3 separate regions of the Homo sapiens genome follow, and regions 2 and 3 are each linked to region 1. Evidence: chromatin contacts called from ENCODE Hi-C or POLR2A ChIA-PET data. All regions are on one chromosome and are shown on one strand. The core of a region is the stretch at or near the end of the contact, and the rest is flanking DNA. Distances in the headings are between cores, read along the strand shown.

What was found. A loop is a pair of places that touch in the nucleus more often than their neighbours do. ChIA-PET counts read pairs that join two places held with the same protein, here RNA polymerase II (POLR2A). Pooled maps may share reads with other maps.
Region 2: a map of endothelial cell of umbilical vein shows a loop between it and region 1 (3-fold over the local background). The contact joins two enhancer-like sites. A Hi-C loop is called at or near these places in 6 of 168 maps with a recorded cell type or tissue (Right ventricle myocardium inferior, ascending aorta, cardiac septum and 3 more). POLR2A ChIA-PET finds 5 or more read pairs at or near these places in 3 of 52 experiments (AG04450, B cell and IMR-90).
Region 3: a pooled map shows a loop between it and region 1 (2.2-fold over the local background). The contact joins two enhancer-like sites. A Hi-C loop is called at or near these places in 1 of 168 maps with a recorded cell type or tissue (Caco-2) and 2 of 50 pooled maps. POLR2A ChIA-PET finds 5 or more read pairs at or near these places in 1 of 52 experiments (AG04450).

The regions. Positions count from the first base shown.
Region 1 is chr18:10,129,898-10,133,853 of GRCh38, forward strand. No RefSeq gene overlaps it. Among named protein-coding and RNA genes, the nearest start is that of VAPA, 220 kb to the left of the region's middle. Within about 2 kb of position 2,102, at least 3 of the 41 ENCODE cell types and tissues checked have a DNase peak (open chromatin) inside an H3K27ac peak, as active enhancers do.
Region 2 is chr18:10,050,804-10,054,825 of GRCh38, forward strand. No RefSeq gene overlaps it. Among named protein-coding and RNA genes, the nearest start is that of VAPA, 140 kb to the left of the region's middle. RefSeq lists a silencer at 1,449-1,743. Within about 2 kb of position 1,733, at least 8 of the 41 ENCODE cell types and tissues checked have a DNase peak (open chromatin) inside an H3K27ac peak, as active enhancers do.
Region 3 is chr18:10,030,046-10,033,964 of GRCh38, forward strand. No RefSeq gene overlaps it. Among named protein-coding and RNA genes, the nearest start is that of VAPA, 120 kb to the left of the region's middle. RefSeq lists a silencer at 2,425-2,574. Within about 2 kb of position 2,491, at least 14 of the 41 ENCODE cell types and tissues checked have a DNase peak (open chromatin) inside an H3K27ac peak, as active enhancers do.

The sequences.
Region 1 (3,956 bases), core at 852-3,351:
TGATATTCATGCTTAGAAATGGAACATTCTAGCTGCTAGAATGGAAACCTCCCAGGGGTTTGATGGTAGATGTGGGGTTTGTAGTTATAGAATGGAGTTGGGTGGGAACTCTTGGTCAGCTGCTCCCAACCGTTTCCAAGCAAGGTCCCTCCGCTGGCCTCTGGTACAGTGGTCTCAAGTAGTCAGTCACTTCACTTCCAGGGACAAGCTGCACAAGATAGCTTTGCAATGCTGAAATGTTCCCAGGCAGGGGTCACATTTCCAAGACTTGATAAAGATGAAATGCGTTTGGTAATGCTTCCCTTTCCCCATCTGCCTCCCTGGTTCCCACATTTCTTTGCCTTTCTCAAGTGAAGGTTAGGATGCAGGAATATCCCAGAGACCACCGAGGGGGCTGCACCCGCTCTTCTTCCCTCTTAGTGGATGTTCTGGCTTCCGGAACTCAGCACCCTGGGCCCTGCTCTCTGAGTTTCACATTCTTGGCCCCACGGTGCGAAGGTACTTCTGGGTTGGCCATTTTAACTTTGGTTAATCCTCAGCCTGCCTGTGTCTCCCCACCACCAGCCCCCAGAAAGCCTCATTTCAACATAGCCTGTGAGATAGGCTTCCTATCAAATTTGATGAATACATTTGCTGCTCTCATGCTTCAGGTATTACGGGCCTCCTCTCTCCCCTTTGGGCTTCCTAATCTCTTCCACTTTTGCCCAGTTCATGGAGTCCACTTAACAACACAGCAGCTGACTATGGGACAATGTTAGAATCCTCCAGCATATGCACATTCCCCTGGAAATTGGGAAAGGGGGTGATATGAAGGGGAGATTCCTCATTTCCTCTGGCCAAGCGTCATTCCTGCCTTGGTGACGCAGACACTTCCTCCAGCTGGGTTCCTGATCTCCTCTGCATTCTCCTTTTGGGTGGCTCCCTTCCTACTCTAGGCCTGCAGCCTTGAGGGAACTTTATCCCTCCCTGGTCCATCCCATTCAACCTAGTCTAGTCCAGCCATTCCAAACCACATGCTGGCCAGCACTGGGAGCTGCCCCTGCGCTTGCTCTCTGTCCTCAGGAGCTCCATTAACTGATGTAGTAATTTGTTATTATACATTTCACATGTTTTAATTTCAGGAACCCGGAAAGCTAAAGCTAAGCACAAAAAATGAAAATAAAACCACCTTTAATCATAGAGATTGCACCTTGATAGTTTTAAACAAGGGTAGGTATGTATGTAGTACAGATACCCACACATTTGGATTCGGATGTTCTGATTGGATGTTAATTACATGTTGCCTGCATAATTTCCTCTTGCTTTTTTCTTGAGAGTTCCGTCTGCATTACGAGTCTGGACACATTCTCAACCCTTTTGAGTCTGCAATTAAGTGGTTGGCAGCTGTAAGTAATATTAGCCACTACTTTTAATGGAAAAAAACCGCAGTCACTTTTGCACCAACCTAGTATGACTTGATCTCTGTGGCCCTCATGAAACTGAGTCCACATTAGGTACCTAATAAGAAGGTCTGGGTTGTTTACTTTTTTTTGGTCCTGGGGATGTAACCCCACACAAGAGGCTCCCCTTCTCTCCCAGCCTGGCTTGTGAGAGTCATCCCGAGCTCTGAAGATAAAGGGTTAACCAGAGCACCCGCGTCAAAGGGCTTTCAAAACGCAGCCATGGCAGGGGCCTCCAAGCCTCTTGCAGTCACTGGAAGCCTTATCTGTGAGAGCAATCATGAGGGAGAGTCCGTTTTATGTGCTACAAAGGCGCTGCTTTCTTCTCTTCGTCTGACTGGAGCTCTTGAGATGGAGGGAAACTGTTGGCCACAGTTCTGAAAACTGCAGATAAAGGCTTTGATTTGTTAATTAAATTTTTACTATCTGCATTTGATATCTCAGCCAAATTGTATCCGCTGCAGGAACAACAAGAAAGTCTCTCACTTCAAAGGGGCGCCCACTTGGTGACCTGTAATTACGGAATTTACTGCGGGGTGAAGCGCTGTCTGGGGCACACCTGCCGCCCTAGCGCCCCCACGCTGCCCCTCAATAACAGCCCCTTGTCCAGGCAGATTTCGAGCAGCCCCGGCTCCCCGCACTCGCGCAAGGGCGGGGTCTGGAGGAGCCGCGCAGGGCAGCCGCGCAGGGCAGTCCCGCAGGCTGGGCCGCCCACACCTGTCCCCGGGGCGCGCTGTCCTCTGCCCGGCAGCTGCTGCCGCCCCGCCCGCTCCGCCGCGGCCCCCACACGCTCTGCAACGCGTCCTTGGCAACCTGAAAGAATCGGCCTTCTTGTCCTCTCTCCTCATAGATGTCTCGGTGAAAAATGGCTTCTTTAATGAAAAAGTTAAAAGGCCGGAGCCACGCTGGGTGAGGTCACCTGCTGGCTCCAGGCAGCGTGAGCTGGGCCAGACTCTCCCGCTGCGGCGCAGGGGCCACCCCACCCTCTGCCCTTTCACTCCCCCTGGGGCAGGGCATTATTAAAGGATGTTTAGAGGTCCCCTATGTAGGGCTGCTGCCCTGGGAGGGGCGCATTCCAGAGTCAGCGCTGACCATTTTTTTGCATGAATGGAATCAAAATCTGCTAGCTGTCTGAAGGACTCCATTCCTCTGGTTTGATATAAGCGGAGTGGGGTTTGAGAAGCCTGAACAATTCTGCAGGACTTTCTGGTAGATTGGTTCCAACGCAGGCTTTGCTTTGACCAGTTTTTCTTATTGTCTTTCATCTTTAATTTTAAAATTCAATTTTAGTACTATTGTTTTAAATTAAAAAAAAAACTGTCAAGCCATTTAGGAAAGGTGTAAAGTATATTCCAACTGGCGAAAAAGTACAAAATTTAATTTAAAAAAGCATTTTGGATCCACACAATTTTCATATGAGATGGGGATGTATTTTCTCAGATGAAAGGTCTGGTTGTTTCAGCTCTGGGGGTCCCCCTGATGACTGGTGTGTTGGTCTGCATACAGTGGGGATTCATCCCCGGAAGAGGAAGTGGGGGGAAAGAAACACTTGCTAGTGAGCTTATGCCGCATCCCAGGGTACGGTCTCACATGAGACACGGAATGTTGAGCTGTTGATCTGGTTTTGAAAACATAGGCTTGCTGATTATCTGACAAAATCCACCCTCTTGTATCTGTTGCAAAGTTGACCACTTACCATTAATCCACCTGCCTCCCAGGGCTCTCCTCAAGAAATCTGATTTCATTTGCTGTTGGTTGGTTTCTTCTGAAAAGTAGCTTCTGAATATCACTGTAAGGCTTTTAACCAGTTAGGATCTTAATGGTGTGAGAGTGTTCTATTGCTGACCTTGTCACTCGAAGTAAAAACCTTTTTAAAAACTCACAAACTCCTTGGTAGGCTCTTGCCTGATGCCTGAAATAGAAGACACAGCAATAGGTCAGGAAGCCATACAATTCACGGTGAGCAGGAGAAACCCATGGCAGATGGCAGCAGTGATTTCTGTGTGTGTGTGTGTGTGTGTGTGTGTGTGTGTTATAAAGAGTACAGATGAATGGCCAAAGAGATGCATAGGGCAAGGATTGGGGAAGGGTCTCAGAGCCTCCATGCCCTGTGGGTATGCCACCCCCACAGCGCCTGAAGACGTTCACCAACCTAAAAGCTCATCAAATCTCCATTGCTCAAGAGGTTGATAGAAATTAATCTTCAGCCCTGCTCCCCTTCTCGGAGGTTGGTGGATGGGGCTGGAAGTCCCATCTCTCTGATCACAGGGTCTTTCTGGCCACCAGCTTTATCCTGGGGCTATCTAGCGGCCCCACCCTAAGTCACCTCCTCAGCATAAACACCCATGTGAGAGAAAGGGGCTCTTGAATAACAGAAGACACCCCTACCACACAGGAAATTCCAAGAGGCTTAGAAGCTCTGTGCCAGCCACTGGAGAGAAAGACCAAATATATTTCTTCTACCATATGATGGCACTTAAAGACTATTGGTTCTTCCAAAACACCTTCCTCTAATTG
Region 2 (4,022 bases), core at 483-2,982, 79 kb before region 1:
TATAAAATAGCAAAGCCTGGCACATGATTGCACTTTTTGCTGTAAAATGCTTTCACAAATATTTTCCCATTTAATCACAAAACAGCTCTGTGTGTGTGTGTGATCAATGCAATTGTTGTCCAGCCTTACAGATGGGTTTAAGTAGAATCTCAGAGGTTTCACGCCACTTGTCTAAAGGCAAAAAGCTGATAATTGGCAATAGTAGGTTTCAGATCATATTTTCAAAGGTAGAGCATCCCACAGCCACCTGGAGCCTAGAAATTAGAGGCTGTTCAACATGATTCATCTCTCCCTTTGCCTTACTTTTTCTTGGTTTCCTATGGGAATTTCCACAGGGGTTTTAGCATTTAGAAAGATCTCGTGGATTCATTGCTCAATGAGCAAAGTCACTGAGGGCCGGGCTCAGTGAAAATTTTGCAGGCTGAATAATTAAAAAAAAATCTGGGAAGGATCACAAAATTGAGGGCCAAATGGGACCTTCAGAGGTGCTCTCATTCCTGGAGGCATTCAGGATTTCATTCCACAATTTTGATTGCAGTCCTGCTGTGTGCCGGGCTCTGTGCAGAATCATGACAGCCAGTGTCAACCATGGTGGATGTAGTCCTAGTTGTCAGGACTTTAGGGCCAGTCTTCAGCCAGCCCTCTAAGTTCACAGGTGAAGGAAGAGACCTGAAGAAGGGAAATTACCTTGCTCCAGGCCACGTGGCTGGTTAGAGGCAGATTCACACTCGTCCAACTCCGGCTAAGCTTCACCCCACTCCCACCAAGGCCACTGAATTTAGAAGAGAAAAGACACCCAACGCAACTCTTTCCTCTATGTAGCAGTGGGAAAAGTACAAACGCCCATCTTCCTGGAGAGCTGTCCCAAAGCTTTGGATTTTTCCTCTGATCGCTATGACATGGTTCATAGTGTCCACTTGATGGGTACTCGTGGAAGGAAAATCAGACGTGTTTCCATGGTCCTCACCTGGTGGCTAGGTCTGGGTCCCACTTGCTCTCAGCAAGTGGCCAATGCCACCCCTATGGTCCTATGGGGGCTGGGGAAGCCTCTCAGTGCGCACTCCCCGGCCACCTCTTCATACTTGGGAAGGTCCAGTGTGCCCTGAGCCCCATTGCTCCTGTCTCTGCTTGGGACCACTGCTTTCCAGGGGAGGAAGGCCAGCTCCAAGGAAAGTTCAGATTATTTTAGGTGGGGCCTCATAAACCCAGGAAACAGGAAAATAACCAAAAGAAAAAAAATCCCCCTGCACAGATGGGGGATTGGTCCTAAAACATCAGGCCCTGTTCTGTCTAAATCAAGACATCTGGTCACTTTTTTTCGGCAGGACAAAGACTCTTTTTTTTCCCAAGCCAGGATTTTATGTCTTTAATCTTTTCCAGAAGAAAAGAGTTCTCATTACGTCTGCATCTTATCACATCACTGTATATCATAAAGATGCCGTTATCGCCTCTTCCTTCTGATTAACTGGCCCTGAGTGATTCTAGCCAGTGTTATTAGCTGTGCTCTAAAAACAATGACACTAGTATCACCCAGCCATCAACAGAGGTCAGCTTCATAGGCACTGTTGAGTAATCCACAAGAATCTCTGCAAGCTTTTCATAATAAACAATGACGAGAACGGTTCTTTGTCCAAACCATGGCTAAGAGAGCCTTTCTGCGCAGATATGCTTTGGCACCTGCAACTGGAGTTTAAAAGCCTCCAGCAAGCTCAAGTCCAACATGTGGCCTCACTCGTTGGCTTGGTTTCCTGAGTCAGAACAGCAGAAGGGACTGGAGATGTAGCACCTGGTGTCTTAGGTGGCCAAGCAGCAAGCAGGTGTTATCCCTTTATAAATTAACCATCCTTTGGAAAGGAGCTTGACAGAGAAGAGAGGTTTTGTCTCCAAATTTTAAATGTGGAAATAGAAACAGACATATGGATATTAGAATAACGTGCAAGGGGCCAGGCACAGTGGCTCATGCCTGTAATCCCAGCGCTTTGGGATGCTGAGGTGGGAGGATTGCTTGAAGCCAGGAGTTCGAGACCAACCTGGGTAATAGCAAGACCCCATTTCTACAAAAAATAAAAATAAAAAAATTAACCAGGCATAGTGGTGTGCCCCTGTAGTCCCAGCTACTCAGGAGGCTGAGGTGGGAGCACATAAGTCCAGGAGCTTGAGGCTTCAGTGAGCTATGAGTGCACTTCTACACTCCAGCCTGGGTGACAGGGCTAGATCCTGTCTCTAAATAACAAAAAAGAATGGCATGCAAGAATGACCATGATAGCAGTGATGACTATGATGAGAACGATGTGCTGACAATGCCAGTCACTCATTTCACAGTAGTGCCCTGATGTGGGAAGTACAGGATGGACGCTTGGGGAGCAGAGCACAGCGTAACTGACCCCATGGTCAGTAGTTTTCAAACATGGCTCCCTGTTAGACTCACCTGGTCTGGCCAGCCTACCCACCCCCAGCACCCCAGGGAGTCTGATTTAATTGTTCTGGGTGAGAATGGGGCCTGGGCATTGGTACTGAAACTCTCCAGGAGACCTTCCTTTGCAGCCAGGGTGGAGAACCTCTCCCTTTGATGAAAATAACCCAATCAGGTGGGATCAGGAAGGAACGCAACAGTCAGTGCCTTTTCAGCTCCTTCAAGAATAGGCAAGGTGAAAAGCGAGAAAGAGGTATATTAGTCAGGGTTCTCTAGAGGGACAGAACTAATAGGATATATATGTATATATATACACACACGCATATATATACACAGACACACATATATATACACACACATATATGTATACACACACACACACACGCATATATATGTGAGTTTAGCAAGTAGTATTAACTCCCATGATCACAAGGTCCACAATAGGCCATCTGCAAGCTGAGGAGCAAAGAAGCCAGTCCGAGTCCCAAAACTGAACTCGGAGTCCGATGTTTGAGGGCAGGAAGCATCCAGCAGGGAGAAAGACGTAGGCTGGAAGGCTAAGCCAGTCTGGCCTTTGCACATTTTTCTGCCAGCTTTATATCCTGGCTGGACAGGCAGCTGATTAGATGGTGCCCACCCAGATTGAGGGTGGATCTGCCTTTTCCAGCCCACTGACTCAAATGTTAATCTCCTTTGGCAACCCTCGAAGACACACCCAGGATCAATACTTTGCCTCCTTCGATCCAATCAAGTTGACACTTGGTATTAACCATCACAGATGGTCTAGGAGAAGGGAACAGGAGTTGGCGTGAGGCCTAGAGGTGAGGGACAGATGCCTACTAGGAGGAGCTGGGGCCATGGTGCAGGGTAGGAGCATTGCAGCTGAGTCGGGACAGGGTGAGAGTGGAGATGGAGGAGCAGGTAGGGGAGGGGTGGGGAGGGCTTTGTAGGACAAGCTGCAGGGTCTGCATGTCCTCCTGAGAGCTAAGGGAAGCCACTTTGGTGGCATTTCGCAGGGTAGATGGCATCAGATACATATATAAGTAAATAAATAACATGATTGTGGCTGCAATAGGGAGAACGGATTGGAGAGCCACAAGGCTGGAGGCCAGAGGCCAGGGAGGAGGCTGCGCTTTAACCCGGGTGAGAGGGGATGGTGGCCTGGGCAGAGGGAATGGCTGCAGAGAGGGATTCACATTATACTAGGAGCCGGAACTGCCATTTCACAAGGAATTGATATGGAAGGTGAGAGGAGGAGTCAGCGTTTCCCAGGTTTTCCTGCCTTTCTCAGGAAACGCAGTGCCCCTGCGACTCCACACTCACCACCCCCTCACACTCCTTGTGGCCCTCCCCCTGCGCTAATCTCCTGCTACTCCGAGTCCACCAAATCCTAGGAGCAGCAAGGCTCTCTCCTGAGAAGCGATCCCCTTCCAGAAGATCGCAGCTGGGTGAGTCCCGTGTAGGTCTCCTCTAGGACTATGTGCCTTTTAATCCAGGAGCTCCACCATCTTCCCATTTACTTCGAGAGGGCCATAGCACACAGAGGTGCTGGCAGGGCCAGGCCTCTCCCCGCATCACCAGCGGTGACTCTACCTCCTTCCAAGCTTCA
Region 3 (3,919 bases), core at 1,241-3,740, 99 kb before region 1:
ATGCAGCTGAGCACTTGGCACTGTGTTACTGCCTAGGTTGCTGCCCGTGGAGCTGGCCTGGTCTTCATTTCAAGTGGATTGAAATTGTGTGGATTCAACGCGTTATTACTAAAAAGGAGCTTAGAATGGGCATTCGTGTTACTCAGAGGTGCGACACACAGGTTCAGAGAAGAGCCTTCACTGGGGTCAGGCAACTAGGGTTTAGCCTTGCTGTCCCACAAATGTACAGGGCCTCAGATAAGTCCCTTCAAGCCTTTAGGGTCTCTACTTACCGAAAGGACAGGAAAGGCTTCCCTACATCCCTCAAGGGCAGAGAGAACTCGCATTCTCTGATAGGACGAGCAACTCATCCCAGTACGATGGGACTCCCAGGGTCTCCCTCTGTCAGGAGCAAACCAGGATGGCTGGTCACTACATTTACTGGGATTTTGTCAGGCTTTTCCTGTGCAACCTATGTGCCTCGTCTCATCTCACTTAATCTCCACCACAGTGCTATGTATGAGACAGATAACATCACCCTCCTGTGACAGATGTGAAATCTGAGTTTTGAGAGGCTACGTGTGGCTGGGGTTAGTTAGAATTGGGGCTGGACTGCTCTCATCTCCAAAGCCTGTGCTTTCATCTGCATCAGTGATCCTCAAATGTTCACATCAAAAAAATGGAGTGATCCTCAATTTGTTCACATCAAAATTAGTGGGAGAGGTTAGAACCCAGAGGTTCTGATTCAGCAGTTTGGAGAAGGGGCCTGAGAACGTGCATTTCTACAGTTCCCAGGTGATGCTCATGCTGTGGTGCCTGGACCCCACTTTGAGAACCACTGTTCTGGGCCAGCGTCCTCCGTCTTGGGCTTTGGAGATGCTCGGAGAGCAGCTGGAGAGCTTTGACAATGACAACCAGGACGGGGGTCCACCGCAGAGGCTCTGCTGTGATTGGTCTGGGGCATGGCGTAGGGGGAAGGGTTCTGGAAGCTCTCCCATCATGCAATGTCCGGGTACAGCCAGGGTTGGGGTTCCTGCTCTGTACCTTGCTGTGTCCCAATGTGTGAAGACGAAATGAGGCAGTGGGTGTCAAACGGCTCTGCCACAAATGCAGGTGTTAGGTCTCCTGGCCAGAACGCTGCCGGCGCAGAACCCAAATCAGATAGTCGAGTGCATGCCTGGGCCCTTACAAACGATTAAGACCAAATCAAGGCCAAAGAAAATGAATAACAGATGTCTGGGAGATGCTGAGGCCTTAAAAGTGTTTATCACGTCTGACTTTGAGAAAATATTGGCTGGGATCAGATAAGAGGCAACTCCCGGGGCCAGCGGTGCCTTGTCCTAAGGTGCCCGCTGAGCTCAGGAGGTGCGGGCTGCAGGGCCCCAAGCAGGCGCAGGCGTCCTCCAGCCCCGGCTTCGACAGCTGACTGCTTTCCTTCTACTTGGAAAATGCTTGCTCCACTTTAGCCCACTTGTGATGGTGTCGCGGAGTAGCAGCTGTGGGAAGGGGCTTCAGGAGTTGTGGTCCTGCTCAGACAGGATGCTTGGCATTTGGGGATGGGTTGGTGAAGTTAGAAACAAAACCAAAACCCACAAACACAACAAAACATCAAAATAACAATCTCCCCCTCAACACCCAGTTAAACTTGAATTTCAGATACGCAATGAAAAATTTTGGGATAAGTATGTCCTATGCAACACTCGAGATGTATTAATACTTATACTAAGAAATTACTGTCCGGTCGTGGTGGCTCACGCCTGTAATCCCAGCACGTTGGGAGGCCGAGGCAGGTGGATCACTTAAGGTCAGGAGTTCGAGACCAGCCTGGCAAACACAGTGAAACCCCCGTCTTTACTAAAAATATAAAAAATTAGCTGGGCGTGGTGGCGGGCGCCTGTAATCCCAGTTACTCAGGGGCTAAGGCAGGAGAATCGCTTGAACCCGGAAGGCGGAGGTTGCAGCAAGCTGAGATCACACCACTGCACTCCAGCCTGGGCAACTAGAGCGAAACTCCGTTTCAAAAAAAAAATTACTCGTGGGTTCTCTGCATTCCAATTTTAGCGGGCATCTTGCGTGTTCTCTGTACCCCTATCTGGGGAGGGCTTTATTTTCTTCAATGGCGTCCCCGCGTCAGAGCCTGTGTCTTGCACTCTCCCCCTGAGTGGGTAGCAGAGGTGTTATCACAAGAAGGAAGGTTCTGGGGAGTCGAATGACAGGCTTATGCCGCTAGCAGGGCGGGCGTGCCAGGGACTAGGCCGCTTCGCAGGTTCGCTTTTCTCCTTTCCATTGCGCTGAACTCAAGGAGGAGAAGGGAAAGTGGAAGCTGCTCCACACACAGCTGAGTGTGCATGGCTGCTATGTGACAGCCTGAGGTCTGTTCGGTGACCCCCGGCCCCTCAAAGGGCCCGCAAAGACTCAGAATTAGCTCCACTTACCACGGTGCCCGCGGATGGGGGTGCGGATCAACACCCCAGCGGAAGGCCGCTCCTGGGCCCCCAGGGCCTCGCTGGCGGCCACTTGGGGGCAGCAGGCGGCAGCAGACGCCCACCCTGCCGGGGAGGTGGGGCCCGCAGGCCCCAGGACCGCTCTAGGAGCCCGGAAGGCCTGCGCAGGTGGGGGGCACCGTGTTCCGGAAGCCTGGCCCCGAGCGCTGTGCGGGGCGCCCGGGGACGCTCAGCGAGTGTCTGTCCCAGCCCTGAGCTCAGTGAAAGATTGCAGAGTCCTGGGCCCACGAGGGGGTCTCCGCTGTGTCCAGACGCCCTTCAGAGCAAAGGAGCCACAGGCGGGCGCTCTCCCAGTGTCTCTCGGGAAGCGTGACCTCGACTTCATGCCCGGGAGAAGCGGCCAAGGCCGGGCCGCGCCTGTCCAGGGAAGCCTGAACGGCCGCCCTGGGGTGTGAAGGGTGCGGGTGGGGGTGAAGTTCCTGAAGGTGAGGAGGGACTCACGCTCGGTCAGATCTGACGGGGGTTAGGAAGGCAAAGAGTTATTTTTAAAGCTCAAGAAAAAGAGAAATGAACTTCATTTCCTTTTTGTTTGGCTCCAATTCCGTGCCTGACTATTCTTTTATGCTCAGGGTTGCTCAGCAGACACTGAGGCTGTGTTTTGTTCCAAGGGACTGAGATCAAATATTAGTTTAGCGAGGGTGAGAAACATGCTCTGAGTAACGTTCATTCCTGCTGCAGTAAATCTATGAGTGCCCGATGTGGGAAAATCAGACCCCGAGCCCAGCTGCCCAGACGAGCCTCTAGCGTTTTGCCTGTTTATGGACCTGCTGATACATTTAATGTCGGGAAGCCCGGGGAGGGCAAGGCTAACACCCATGCAGCCTTTCTAACCTCTTGTGGAACTAGGAAAACAGTGTGAGCTTCCAGGAGTGTGTATTTGGGAGGGGACACATATGCCTCCACACATAACAAAATCCGTGTGCATGCTTGTGTGTACCGTTTACATGTAGTGTGTGTGTGCACCTGCATGTGTGGGTTGGTGTGCATTTCTAGACGGCAAGAAATTCCAGTAGAACTTTTGACTTTCGTACTATTCTACAGACATTCTTTTCCATCCGTCCCCTGTAATGATGACTTCAATGGGTCAGATACTCTTGAGCCTTTTCATGAACGATCTTTGCTCCAAGTCTTCCCTCAGCTTCTCACTGCCTGCATCCTTCCGCGATTAGACTGGGATCTCAGTCTATTCCCAGAGGTCTGAGACTCTCGGCAGCCCAGCAGTCGTCAGAGAGACCATGGCGGGAGGGCATCTTAGCCTTCACTCCTTCTACTGCAGGTTTGAAACTCAGGCTCCCTTAAAGGTAAACCAGGATATCACACAGATAATAATAGTATGATAATAAACTCACATTTGTATGGTGAGTTAGGATTTACAGTTTCCCTACATTTTTTTCATTTAATCCCAGAGCCAGAGCCACCAGAACGTATGTGGTCCT